2 separate regions of the Homo sapiens genome follow, and region 2 is linked to region 1. Evidence: chromatin loops called from intact Hi-C (ENCODE). Cell type or tissue: endothelial cell of umbilical vein. All regions are shown on one strand. Region 1 has its middle 240 kb from the start of NUP35. Region 2 has its middle 170 kb from the start of NUP35.

The links. A loop is a pair of places that touch in the nucleus more often than their neighbours do. Peaks named below come from ENCODE experiments on the same cell type or tissue, not always from the same donor. Only the 100,000 strongest peaks of a DNase experiment are listed, where the experiment ranks them.
Region 2: it touches region 1 in a loop (8-fold over the local background); 6 of 110 quality-filtered maps call a loop at or near these places.

What each region holds. Positions count from the first base shown.
Region 1 is chr2:183,358,869-183,361,368 of GRCh38, forward strand. No RefSeq gene overlaps it. Among named protein-coding and RNA genes, the nearest start is that of NUP35, 240 kb to the left of the region's middle. In endothelial cell of umbilical vein, no CTCF peak of the experiment used is centred here; a DNase peak (open chromatin) is centred at 1,193.
Region 2 is chr2:183,294,198-183,296,697 of GRCh38, forward strand. No RefSeq gene overlaps it. Among named protein-coding and RNA genes, the nearest start is that of NUP35, 170 kb to the left of the region's middle. In endothelial cell of umbilical vein, a CTCF peak has its summit at 1,036 (motif pointing right); no DNase peak of the experiment used is centred here.

The DNA of each region.
Region 1 (2,500 bases):
TTAGATGATCTTTTATTTCCCTTCTGAAACTGCATTTCCATGAATCTATGATTTTTAAAACTAACATGATGGTTTGAAGTGAACTTAGAAAAGATACTGCTAAAGTCTTAACACCCTAGTTTTGAATTTAAATGTCTTTAGACACTTAATATATGTTTCAATATATATTAGAATTGAATTTAGTGTGGGAATTAGATTACTAAATTATCACGTAGGGCAAATATCTGGCACACCAAGAATTATCCCTGAAACTCTCTTAAGCTGTTCAAACAGCATATCCAGTAGTTTTTTTAAGGAACAAAAGAATACATCTTCTTGGATAGTCCATCACTCCTTTATTCCTGTGGCAACTTCTATATGAGCCTCAAACTGCAGGTCATCTTCTCTGGAAGGTCTTGTGCAGCTTCCACTTTGTATTTGGGATATAGCTATGTGCTCCCTGCACACTCTGAACTCCCTCATCATAGTGGTTAACATGCTCTATTGTAACCATCTGTGTATTACAATGGGATGTTTAACAACAGAAGAATAGTCTAAATCACTGCAAAGAGCCATGTAAAAACTTTTATTGATTTGAGGGATGACTTACTTTTAAGAATGGTCTGCAACACTCCTGGAAACAGAATGTAGCCTAGACTTGGTAGTTCATAGTCTGACTTTGGATAATAGCTACTTAAGGAAATTCGATTTAGATCATGAAAAGGAGACCAAAATGAGGTATGTCTATGCAAAGGAAATTACAAACAAGATCCGAATGTCATAATGTCATGTGCCTAACCACACGGACATTTAAATTTTGAATCTTGGGATAATGTAACTCAAACTACCTGAGGCCAAATCATTAAACAAAAAAGCTTGATTTTATAGATGGAAGATAATTTAAATTAAATTCAAACTGTTAGCACATGGATACCATAACGTCAAATAAACATTTAGGATTTAAAGAAAGGTAAAATAATACATTTCTATGCAGCAGATTTCTCCTGGAATCTGAGAGAAAGAACAAGAAAAGAAAAGCTATTTAAGAGAGAAATCTTACATGAAACTTGTTCATGAGATATCTTACCTGACTATTCAGCTAGCATGTCTGGCATGCTTCAGAGAAGCAATGAAACTTACATTTTTTCCTTATAATGGTTTTATTATTATAAAGTCTGTTTCATATTGATGGTATCAGAGAAATTGCAAATCTTGGGGCAACGCTGCCCTCTGCAGTGAGCAGATCAAGATTATACTCTCAATTTCTAAAAAGTATTTCAACTCCTCTGGGTCAATAATTTTCTCCCAAACCAAATTGATCTACTTGCTGAGTGAATAGATGACGAGTTTAATCTCCTTCCTATTTTGATGAGATGGGCTATACTTCTTAGAGGGTATTTTCTTGTATTTTCTTTTGGGCCTAGAGCCATCAACTCCTCTATCTTTTTTTGGCCTTTCTCTGTTCCTTCTATAATTCCAAGGTTCTCAAAGCCTTCATTCTCTTGTTTGCCCTCCTGGAGGCCATTGTGAAGCTTAAGATATCCCAAGCCTGCAGGAGACTCTCGCTATAGATATAATACAGGATGCCTGCTGAAATTTGAACTTTGCATGAACAATGAAGACAATTTTAGTATGAGTGTGTCTGAAATCTTGCATGAGACATACGTATAAAACACCCTTTCATTTTTCAAATCTGAAATTCAAATTTAGCTGGGAATTCTCTATTTTTATTTGCTAAATCTGCCAAGTCTCCCCATCCCTCCAACCCAAATACCCCAAAAGCACCCACTCAACTCACCTGACCCAAAATGTATGGGATGCATGTACTACTACCAGCTCTTCTAGTTTTAGAGTCTCATCACACATCTTACATCAGTACCCTATTGATACATGTCCATCTGTGTGGGAGCAGGAGAGAGGGACTACTTCCTTTCCATCTTCTCCTGGTCAAACTGGTTAAATCCTAGTAAGGTTTAATTCTTTTACCACTCCTTGGCCTGCTTTAGATTTCTCTTGTAGCCATTTTATCCTTCCTTTTGCTGTTTTCCAGTATGTGTCCTAGAAGTTATTGGCTTAAGCAGGAACCCTCTTTGGGAAGAAGGTGGAGAGTCAGTCATGGAGTAAGATTCTGGGCCTGAAGAGGAGCTGGATATGAACTGTGGGTATAGAAGTTACAAAATCAATATCACTATTTCTTCCTAAAACTCTGGCTGATGATATTACTTTAGAATTAGCCCCAACCCCTGTGAACTTTAGAGTTAAAAAAATCCATCCTTCAGATTGGTATAAATCTTGACCTCTCCTTACCAAGTTACATTAGAATCAATAAATTAAGTGTAAATGATTTTATTTTGGAGTGAGGAAAGGCTTATATACCATTGGCATTAAAAGAAGTGATAAAAATAAAATGGCATATAAAGCAGATAATCTGTGAAAGAATATTGGTTAATTTGAACCTATGTTACTCATAGTAAAAACAAAAAACTAGTATTTGTATGCCCAAAGAAGTATTTTCAGTGCC
Region 2 (2,500 bases), 65 kb before region 1:
AAAGCTCCCTCCTGTTTTTTTTCCAGTCAATATCCTTCTGTCTTTCCCCAGAGGTAATTACTATTCTGACTTTCTTCCACAGATTAATTTTGTCTGTTTTTAAGCTTCATATAAAGAAATCGTATATGTACTCTTGTGTCTGGCTTATTTTATTCATCATTATGTCTGTAAGGATTCAGTGTTGTACATAGCAATATTTCTGTTTTTTAAAATTTATTATTTTATTATACTTTAAGTTCTAGGGTACATGTGCAGGACATGCAGGTTGGTTACATAGGTATACATGTGCCACGGTAGTTTGCTGCAGCCATCAATCTGTCATCTACATTAGGTATTTCTCCTAATGCTATCCCTCCCCCAGCCCACCACCCCCTGACAGGCCCCAGTGTGTGATGCCCCCCATCTCTGTGTCCATGTGTTCTCATTGTTCAACTCCCACTTATGAGTGAGAACATGCGGTGTCTGGTTTTCTGTTTTTGTGTTAGTTTGCTAAAAATGGTGGTTTCCAGCTTCATCCATGTCCCTGCAAAGGACACGAACTCATCCTTTTTTATGGCTATATAGTGTCCCATGGTGTATATGTGCCACATCTTCTTTATCCAGTCTATCATTGATGGGCATTTGGGTTGGTTCCAAGACTTTGCTATTGTGAACAGTGCCGCAATAAACATACGTGTGCATGTGTCTTTATAATAGAATGATTTATAATCCTTTGGGTATTGTGGGCGGAAAGTCACCCAGGTGCCGAGGCAAGAGACCGAGGGCACGAGCCGTTCCAGTATAATGAAGAAAATATGTAGAATAAGAATAGTTGTACTAGAAATAGATTATAGATATGTTTACATATGAATATCATTAATCATTAGTTTGTAGCACTACTCTTTATTCCAGTATTATAATAATTGTTGCTCTACAATTATAACCTAGGAAAAACGAGGCCAAACAGAGATAGGAGCTGAAGGGACACAGTGAAAAGTGACCAGAAGGCAAGTGTGAGCCTTCTGTTATGCCTGGACAGGGCCACTAGAGGGCTCCTTGGTCTAGCGGTAACGCCAGCGTCTTGGAAGACGCCCCTTACCTAGCGGACCTTGGTCTAGCAGTAGCGTCAGTGCCTAGAGAAGACACCCATTACTTAGCAGACCAGGAAAGGGAGCTTCCCTTTCCCCCCGGGAGTTAGAGAAGACTCTGCTCCACCACCTCTTGTGGAGGGCCTGATATCAGTCAGGCCCTGACTGTGATGCTGTGTTTCAGTGGTCACGCTCCTGGTCTGCTTTCATGTTCCACCCTGTACACCTGGCTCCGCCTTTTAGACGGCAGTAGCAGAATTAGTGAAAGTACTAAAAGTCTTTGAAATGCAGAAGTAATGGCGTAAGCTGTCTCCTCTCTCTCTCTCCGCCTCCACTGCCAAACAGGGAAGGGCCCCCTGTCCAGTGGACACGTGACTCGCGTCACCTTACCTATCATTGGAGATGGCTCACACTCCTTACCCTGCCCCTTTGCCTTCTATCCAATAAATAACAGCTCAGCCTGGCATTCGGGGCCACTACTCGTCTCCGCGTCTTGGTGGTAGTGGTCCCCCAGGGCCCAGCTGTCTTTTTTTCTCTTTGTCTTGTGTCTTTATTTCTATGATCTCTTGTCTCTGCACAGGAGGAGAAAAACCCACAGACCCTGTAGGGCTGGTCCCTACAGGTATATACCCAGTAAAGGGATTGCTGGGTCAAATGGTATTTCTGGTTCTAGATCCTTGAGGAATTGCCACACTGTCTTCTTCCACAATGGTTGAAGTAATTTACACTGCCACCAACAGTGTAAGAGTGTTCCTATTTCTCCACATCCTCTCCAGCATCTATTTCCTGACTTTTTAATGATTGCCATTCTAACTGGCACGAGATGGTATCTCATTGTGGTTTTGATTTGCATTTCTCTAATGACCAGTGATGATGAGCTTTTTTTCATATGTTTGTTGGCCACATAATTGTCTTCTTGGGAGAAGTGTCTGTTCGTATCATTCGCCCACTTTTTGATGGGGTTGTTTGTTTTTTTTCTTGTAAATTTAAGTTCTTTGTAGATTCTGGATATTGGCCCTTTGTCAGATGGATAGACTGCAAAAATTTTCTCCCACTCTGTAGGTTGCCTGTTCACTCTTAAGATAGTTTCTTTTGCTGTGCAGAAGCTCTTTAGTTTAATTAGATTCCATTTGTCAATTTTGGTTTTTGTTGCCATTGCCTTTGGTGTTTTAGGCATGAAGTCTTTGCCCATGCCTATGTTTTAGATGGTACTGCATAGGTTTTCTTCTGCGGTTTTTATGGTTTTGGGTCTTACATTTAAGTCTTTAATCCATCTTGAGTTAATTTTTGTATAAGGTTTAAGGAAGGGATCCAGTTTCAGCTTTCTGCATATGGCTAGCCAGTTTTCCCAACACCGTTTATTAAATAGGGAATCCTTTCCCTATTGCTTGTTTTTGTCAGGTTTGTCAAAGATCAGATGGTTGTAGATGTGT